Linked DNA regions of Homo sapiens: region 1 is linked to region 2. Evidence: read pairs that join two places in POLR2A ChIA-PET (ENCODE). Cell type or tissue: A673. All regions are shown on one strand. Each heading gives the region's core, and the rest is flanking DNA. Links, peaks and the distances in the headings are about the cores only. Region 1 overlaps SVOPL (SVOP like). Region 2 has its middle 17 kb from the start of MIR4468.

Region 1 (4,399 bases), core at 198-4,197, 470 kb after region 2:
TAACTGCCCTTATCTGTGCAGCTGTGGGTATGTCTCAGGCAAGCCTCCCTTCTATGCAAGTTCCCACAGAGCCCACTGTGGACATGTCTGAAAGGGGAGGAAATTTTTTCCCAAGGAGCCCGCTCATTACACAAAAAACAAAGGCATCTCCACATTGGGCCTTGCTCCCTTCTCTGTGCAGCTACAGCTTGATTTTTTAGGCTGTTCCTCTGTTTAAAAGAATTCTACAGGCCAGGCACAGTGGCTGTCACCTGTAATCCCAGCACTTTGGGAGGCGGAGGCAGGTGGATCACCTGAGGTCAGGAGTTCAAGACCAGCCTGGCCAACATGGTGAAACCCCATCTTTACTAAAAATACAAAAATGAGCCGGGCGTGGTGGCGCATGCCTGTTATCCCAGCTACTCAGGAGGCTGAGGCAGGAGAATTGCTTGAACCCAGGAGGCAGAGGTTGCAGTGTGCTGGGATCATACCATTGCACTCCAGCCTGGGTGACAGAGCTAGACTCTGTCTCAAGAAAACAAAACAAAACAAAAAAAGAATTCTATGGAGGACTTGCCCTAACTGTCTGCTTAACTGTTTTTTGTTTTTTTTTTCATTCTCCTCTCTCAATACAATAAGTGATATGAAGGAAAAGCTCAAGGTGCCATAAGAGCTCACAGCAGGGAGGCCAGACGGGTTTGGGGAGAGATGTCAGGAGTTTAATTTCAAACATGCTAGATTTAAGATGCTTTTGAGACATCCAGGCGAAAATGCTGGGGAGATAATCAGGTGGATGAATCTGGAGCGAGAAGCAAGGCCTCGTCTAGAGATAGAAGTTTGGGGTTCATGAGGAAGTCACTGGTAACTAAAGTCATAAAATGGATGATACCATCTCAATGGAGAGTGAAATAAGAAACTATAAGGGTCTAATATTGAGCAATAAGAAATCCACAACCAAAGAAAGAGTAGAGGAAGACAAGTCACAAAGACATGGGGAAGCAGCGGCCACAGAGGTCGGAGGAAACCCACAGAGTGCAAGTGATGGAGCCACCAGAAGGGAACACGGGATGCCGGAGGGAGAGCACGGCCAGCAGTCCTTAACGCAGGTCAAAGGTCAGGTGAGATGAGGGGTTAAAACGACCTTTGAACCTAGAGACACAGAGGTCACTGGAGACCTTACCAAGAATGATTTTGGTGGAGTAGAGATGGCTGCAGCCAGCTTGGAGGAGGTGAAGGAATGAGTGGAAGGCAGGAAATGAAGCAGGAAGAGAACTCTTTTAAGGAGGTTAGCTGGAAAGAGGAGAAAAGCAGTAGTGAACAAGGTTGATTTTACAGCTTGGAAGCTGTGGAACCCGAAGCATATTAAATGCTGATTGGAAGCATTCAGCATCAAGGGATAAATAGAAATCGCAGAAGGGCTACAATTATAAACCTGAAAAACTCAAGAGACTCAAATGAGAAAGTATTAGGAATGCATTCAGTAAGCTGGTTGTTTAAAAATCAATATTAAAAAAATCAATAGCCTTCTAAATATAGATAACTACTTGGAATGTTAAAATAGAAGTTATAATGAAAGAAAACAATCCATTCCTAATAACAACAAAATGCCATAAGATGCCTAGGAATAAACATAGCAAGACACATAGGATCTATTTGAAGAAGACAATAAAATCCCAGCAAGGGCCATAGGAGGAAAGATTGGACAAAGAAAGAGACAAACCTTGTTCTTGGATACATAGACAACGCTATCAGAAAAAAAGTCAATTTTTCCTCTATTAGCTGTTACATTGAACACATTAACAATTAAAATGTTAATAGGATTTGGGTGGAATGTTACTAAGTGATTCTGAAAAAGAGCAATGAAGTGGGTTTAGAACAGCCAGTTTAAAAAACGTGCTATAAATCTCATTAGAGTAATAAAAAGAACATGTCAGTGACAAAAGCAGACAGATCAATGGACTAAAATAGCGAGCTAGAAATAGGCCAATTGCGGGAACATAAGCAAACAGACATTTCTAACCTATGAGTAAAAAATGGATTTTCAATACGTCGTGTTGAGACAGCCGGCTTGCCACTGGGGGAAATTGTACAGCTGTTTCCGGCATTGGACCTCACGCCTCAACAGACGCCCACGGCCTGGAAGAGGGCACAGCAGGGATGTCTGGGTCAGAATCTGGGTTGCATTCACTCTGTGAAATGTGAGTAAGTTGGACATGTACGATGTGGGCACTTCCACGTGTATGTTATACTTCAATCAAAAGTGTACACTCCCCCCCCTTGCCCTCTCAAAAAAGAAAATGCCATAGAAGGCCTGGAAGAAAAGAGGTGTGTGTTTTTTATAATCCTAGTTGCAGACTCGAGAAATATACAGAGAAATACTGATACATTTGAGTGTCTATGAACCCCGCACAGAAAAAGGAGAACACGAACAAGAATGAAAGACAAATAACAAATCTCTGCAACGTAATTGCCAAATACGGAATATTTGTAATATGTCAGAAAAACTGCTAAAAATCCTTTATAGACAAACCCACCCACCCACACATATATATACACACATATTTATGAAAGGCTCTTACAGATCCATGCTTTAAAGACTGAATTGAAAAATGGGCAAGTACCTGAGTGGGCAAGCTAAAAAAGATAAATTACCCAATTAAAATATGAATAAGAACATTCAGTACCATTCCTAATAAAAGAAACACTAATTACAATAATAAAGAGGTATCATTTATTGCCAGTGAGATTGGCAAAGATGAAAGACTAACATCTGTGGCCGATATGTGAAGCAACAAGGCTCTCAGGCACTGGGACAAGCTCGCCCAAGAGGACTTGAGCACAATGTACCAAAATGAAAGCGAGCAGACCCCTTCACCTACCAATCCAATTTCTAGGGATTCACCCTAAGGAGATAATTGCACAATTGGATAAAAATGTAAGCACAGCTGGGCCCGATGGCTCACGCCTGTAATCCCAGCACTTTAGGAGCCAAAGTGGGAGGATTGCTTGAGCCCAGGAGTTCAAGCCCAGCCTCCAACCTGGGCAACATGGCAAGACACCACCTCTACAAAAAAAAAAAAAAAAAAAAATAGCAGGGTGTGGTGGTGAGCACCTGCAGTCCCAGCTACTCAGGAGACTGAGATAGGAGGATCATGTGAGCCCAGGAAGTTGAGGTGGCAATAAGCTGTGATCGCACCACTGCCTGTCAGCCTGGGCAACAGAGTGAGACCCTGTCTTAAAACAAAACAAAACAAAAAACAAAAGCAAGCACAAGGATGCTCATTACTGTTTTTTTTTTGGGGGGGGTGGGGGCGTTGGGGGTGGGGAGAGGGATAGAGTCTCGTTCTGCTGCCCAGGATGGAATGCAGTGGCGTGATCTCAGCTCACTGCAACCTCCACCTCCCAGTTTCAATCGATTCTCCTGCTTCAGCCTCCAGAGTAGCTGGGATTAAAGGCACCCGCCACCACACTCAGATAATTTTTGTTTAGTAGAGACGGGGTTTTGCCATGTTGGCCAGGCTGGTTTCTAACTCCTGACCGCAAATGATCCGATGCCTGCCTCAGCCTCCCAAAATTCTGGGATTATAGATGTGAGCCAGCATGCCTAGCCTTATTATTGTGGTTTATATTAAAATCTTTCTGAAATAGTTGAGATGTTCAATAATACAGAACTAACTGAAAAGTAACTTCTGGGATATACATACAATGAAATATTTTTCAGCTTAATGCCTATTTTTTATATTTATGGACATGAAAAATGTCTACAACATACGAACAAAAGATCTTTTTCTTCCTTTTCCTTTCCTTCCTTCCTTTTCTTTTCTTTCTCCCCTCCCTCTCCTCTGTCCATACATAAAAAAAGAAAAAGAGAGAGAGAGTAAAAGAGCAGGCTATAAAAAGTACTATGATATTTGGGTGAAATTTATACTCTTTTTTTTTTTATTTGAGCCTACATCACTAACAATGTATATGCATATTTATACACACACACATAGAAAAATATATTTTAAAAGCCTCATTAAAATGTTTATCTTTGTTATCATTAAATGGTGAGATATTAGTAAAGTTTCAATTCTACTTTGTAGGTTTTTGTGTTTTCAGGATGGAAGAAAAAAAATCACGTGGTCAAAATTGCCCTTGGGAAAACTCTTAAATCACTCAAAATACAGCACACACAAACATATTTATAAATTAGAGGCTAAGATCCTCTCCTTGACCGAACCCTAGCCCAGCTCCTATGAGCCCTCTTCTCCACTAGGCCTTGACCTTGCCCTGACACTTAAACACTAACGTAGTTTCTAAGAGCTCAAGGACACACCCTTATGAGGCTCCAGCCACCCTTGAAGGGCCTCCCTGAGAAAACTCAAGGCTGCCCAAGAATCTATTTGTTCTAGCTGACATCTGAAGATAGGGCCCCAGG
Region 2 (4,399 bases), core at 100-4,099:
TTACGCCCCACCTCCAACATAGAAAATCAAATTTCAACATGAGTCCAAAATACCACATGTTCTCATTTATAAGTGGGAGCTAAGCTATGGGCACACAAAGGCATACAGAATGGTATAATGGGCATTAGAGACTCAGAAGGGAAGAGGGTGAGAGGGGGCTGAGGGATGAAAAACTACCTATTGGGTACAATGTACACTACTCAGGTGACAGATGCACTAAAATCCTAGACTTCACCACTATCCAATTCATCCATGTAACCAAAAAACACTAGTGCCTCTGAAGCTACTGAAATTTAAAAGTTTTTTAAAAATTCAACATGAGGTTTAAAGTAGACAAACCATATTTAAACTATAACTAGATACGCTTTCATTCATTTCTCTTTATCTTTTACGTATCTTTGATAGGTCTTTTCTTTGTGATTACCATGAGGCTTACATATAACACCTTATAGTTATAACATGCTATTTTAAGCTTATAGTAATTTAAATTTGATCCCCTCCCCAACATTCTCTATATATATTTTAATTATGACATTTGAAGAAACTTGAAAAAAATAAATATTTTATACACCACACACACACACACACACACACACACACACACACACACACAAAGTCTTACTCTGTTACCCAGGCTGGAGTGCAATGGCATGATCTTGACTCACTACAACGTCCACCTCCTGGGTTCAAGCAGTTCTCCAACCTCAGCCTCTTGAGTAGCTGGGATTACGGGTGCATGCAACCATGCCCTGGTAATTTTTGTATTTTTAGTAGAGATGGGGTTTCACCATGTTGGCCAGGCTGCTCTCGAACTCCTGGCCTCAAGTGATCTGACTGCATTGGCCTCCCAGTGTGCCGAGATTACAGGTGTGAACCACCACGTCTGGCCACATTCTGTATTTTTGATGTCACAATTTGCATATTCATCTATGCTAAGAACTGACTCAGATAAGTGATGGTTTGAGATAAGCCTAGATAGGTAAATAGGACATGACAGAACTTTAGTCTTGTTTTTCCTAGAAGGATATAGAAAATCACTGAAGCAATTTAGACGAGGAAGTAATACTAGAACAGGCAATACAACATCTCAAATTCATTTTGAGTTCTAACTCTAAGGAACACATTTTGCACAGGTTTATATATATGTTAAATGCATTTTTCTTGGTGCAAAGTCATCAAAAGTACATACTAACAGAGCTTTCTTCTATTACATAAACATCTGCCATTTACAATAAACAAGGGAAGTATTAAAATAAGAGACAGAAGATGGTTTTCTTCAATTTATGTAATCTGTGTCTAGATATCAAGACACTAATAATCAACCTTAATCATTCTAATAAATTCAAGATATGGAACACAGAGGTGCAGATACACAACACAATTTGCAACACTTTTCATCTTCTCAACTAAAATAATCCATATAAAATTATGGTTATTTATTTTAGAGAAGGAGTCTCACAGTGTCATCCAGGCTGGAGTGCAGTGGCACGATTACAGCTCACTGCAGAACTCCTGGGCTTACGCAGTCCTCCTACCTCAGCATCCCAAATAGCAGGACTTCAGTTACACACCACAATATCTGGCTAATTTTTTTTTTGAGGGCGGGAGGCGGTAACAAAGTCTCACTCTTGTTGCCCAGGCTGGAGTGCAATGGCATGATCTCGGCTCACTGCAACCTCCGCCTCCCAGGTTCAAGCGATTCTCCTGCCTCAGCCTCCCAAATAGCTGGGATTACAGGTGCCTGCTACCACGTCCAGCTAATTTTTGTATTTTTTAGTAGAGACAGGGTTTCACCATGTTGGCCAGGCTGGTCTCGAACTCCTGACCTCAGGCGATCTGCCCGCCTCGGGCTCCCAAAGTGCTGGGATTATAGGTGTAAGCCACCGTGCCCAGTCAATATCTGGCTAATTTTTAAATTTTTTGTAAAGATAGAGTCTCACTCTATTGACCAGGGTAGTCTCAAACTCCCGGTCTCAAGGGATCCTCCTGTTTTGGCCTCTCAAAGTGCTGAGATTACACGGATGAGCCACTATACCCAGAACATACCTATTTATCCATTTAAAAAAATCCACATTATGTTTGGCCAGGTTTTACAGAGCACTTTTGATCACATTACACAATAGGAAGGGCAAGTAATACACCAATTTTTCACTTGTAAAAATGGAGACTCTGTGTTTTTTTTCAGCAACACTTACATAAACACAGTAGAAATGTAATACTTGGTTGTGGAATGCCTGAACAAATGAAAAATAAATACATATGTCTGTAATTTTTTAAATTTATTTTTAATTGACAAATAAAAATTATACATATTTATAGTGTATGACATGATGTTTTGATACATCTTTTTTTTTTTTTTTTTTTTTTTTTTGAGACAGGATCTGGCTCTGTCACCCAGTCTGGAGTGCAGTGGTGCAACCTCGGCTCACTACAACCTTTGCCTACTGAGCTTAAGCCATCCTCCTACCTCAGTCTCCTGAGTAGCTGGGACTACTGGCACCCACCACCACGCCCAGCTAATTTTTGTTATTTTTTGTAGAGACGGGGTTTCGCCATGTTTCCCAGGCTGGTCTCAAACTCCTGAGCTCAAGCAATCTGCCCACCTTGGCCTCCCAAAGTGCTGAGATTACTGGCGTGAGCCCCTGCACCCAGCCTTGATACATCTTTTTATATTGTGAATCCATTAACAAATTATTGTAGTTACAGTTTTTTTGTTTTGTGTTTTTTTTTTTTTTTTTTTTTTTTTTTTTAGAGACAGGGTCTTGCTGTCATTCAGGCTGGACTGCAGTGGCTCAATCATAGCTCACTATAACCTTGAACTCCTGGCCTCAAGAGATCCTCCTGCCTCAGCCTCCCAAAGCTCTGGGATCACAGGTGTGAGCCACCATGCTCAGCATTATAGTTATTTTTAATGTTCATTTCTTTTAACCTTTGTGTTGAAGATATAAGTGACAGATGAGTGATATACGTATTTATGGTTTTATTCCTTTTTCTACTAATCAATTAGTGGTGTATCGAGTTATTTTTGCTTCTTTTCTGGATTTTACTTAGAGCAAATTTCCCAAAGGAAAAGAAAATGTATTGATTTGTTCTACTGTTTTTTGTTTGTTTGTTTTCTGTCTTCTTTTACTGATATCTTTTGTTGGTTTTTCTTAGCTTGTCGATAAATTTCTAACTTCTTAGGTTGAATACCTATTTCATTCTTTTTTTGGTTTTTCTTCTCATTTAGTAATATAAACATTGAATACAATAAATGTTTCTCTACGTACTGTTTTGGTTAAGATCTTATAAATGTAATGTTTTCAATTTTGTTATTTTCTAGACATTCTGAAATTTGATTTTGGTTTCTTCTTTGATTAACAGTTGTTCATGAGAGTTCTTATTTATTTTAATTTCTGATGTAGAGCTTTATCTTCTATCTTGGATATTTTATTTTTCATCATGCTGAGCTCAGATAATATCATCAATCAATGTTTTTAATATTTCATGAGATTGTGACAAGATTATTCTAAAGTACTGGGTTAGATGTAATGGACATACAGTCATGTGTTATAGATTTTTATCATCTAATATTGGAAAAGTTGTTTTGAGTGAGTGGTTTCATTCCTTTACCGTAGCGATTTTTTTTTTGTTTTATTATTATTATTATTATTTTTTGAGACAGAGTCTTGCTCCATCACCCAGGCTGGAGTGCAGTGGCACGATCTTAACCCACTGCAACCTCCACCTCCCTGGTTCAAGAGATTCTCCTGCCTCAGCCTCCCGAGTAGCTGGGATTACTGGCATGCACCACCACGCCTGGCTAATTTTTGTATTTCTAGTAGAGATGGAGTTTCACTATGTTGGCCAGGCTGGTCTCAAACTCCTGACCTCAGGTGATCCGCCCGCCTCGGCCTCCCAAAGTGCTGGGATTACAGGCGTGAGCCACTGCGCCTGGCCAGATTTTTAACTGTGGTTAATTTTGTCCCACGCTCCCTCAGGGGACGTTTGGCAATGTCTACACATATTTTTGGTTGTCACAACTAGGGTGGGGGACACAGAGGTGGCATTAGCATCTAATAGGTAGAGGATAGGGATACTGTTAAACATCCTACAATGCACAGGATAACTTCCCACAGCAAATAATTATCTGGCCTCAAATGTCAATAGAACTGGGGCTGAGGAAGCCTGTTAACACAAGACTCTTTCTTGATAGATGCTAAAGGGTACTGGTTCCTAATGCCATGCTTTCAGCTCATTGCATACAACTGAAAACTAATCCTTTTAGGTTTATTTCTATAGCACTTAAAGTAAACAGCCCATCCATTATAATTCACCTATTTTTATGTATTTTATCTGTTCTCAGATTATTAAACTGATAATGGATTTCATGCTTTCAATGTTTGCATTTGAAGCACAT

Evidence for each region. ChIA-PET counts read pairs that join two places held together with the same protein. Peaks named below come from ENCODE experiments on the same cell type or tissue, not always from the same donor. Only the 100,000 strongest peaks of a DNase experiment are listed, where the experiment ranks them.
Region 1: POLR2A ChIA-PET joins it to region 2 with 6 read pairs; 3 of 35 experiments call an interaction of 5 or more read pairs at or near these places.

What each region holds. Positions count from the first base shown.
Region 1 is chr7:138,606,443-138,610,841 of GRCh38, forward strand. The region is part of intron 14 of SVOPL (SVOP like); the gene reads right to left. Among named protein-coding and RNA genes, the nearest start is that of SVOPL, 93 kb to the right of the region's middle. In A673, for the core only: no CTCF peak of the experiment used is centred there; a DNase peak (open chromatin) is centred at 2,109; H3K4me3 peaks cover 325 bases.
Region 2 is chr7:138,138,559-138,142,957 of GRCh38, forward strand. No RefSeq gene overlaps it. Among named protein-coding and RNA genes, the nearest start is that of MIR4468, 17 kb to the left of the region's middle. In A673, for the core only: no CTCF peak of the experiment used is centred there; no DNase peak of the experiment used is centred there.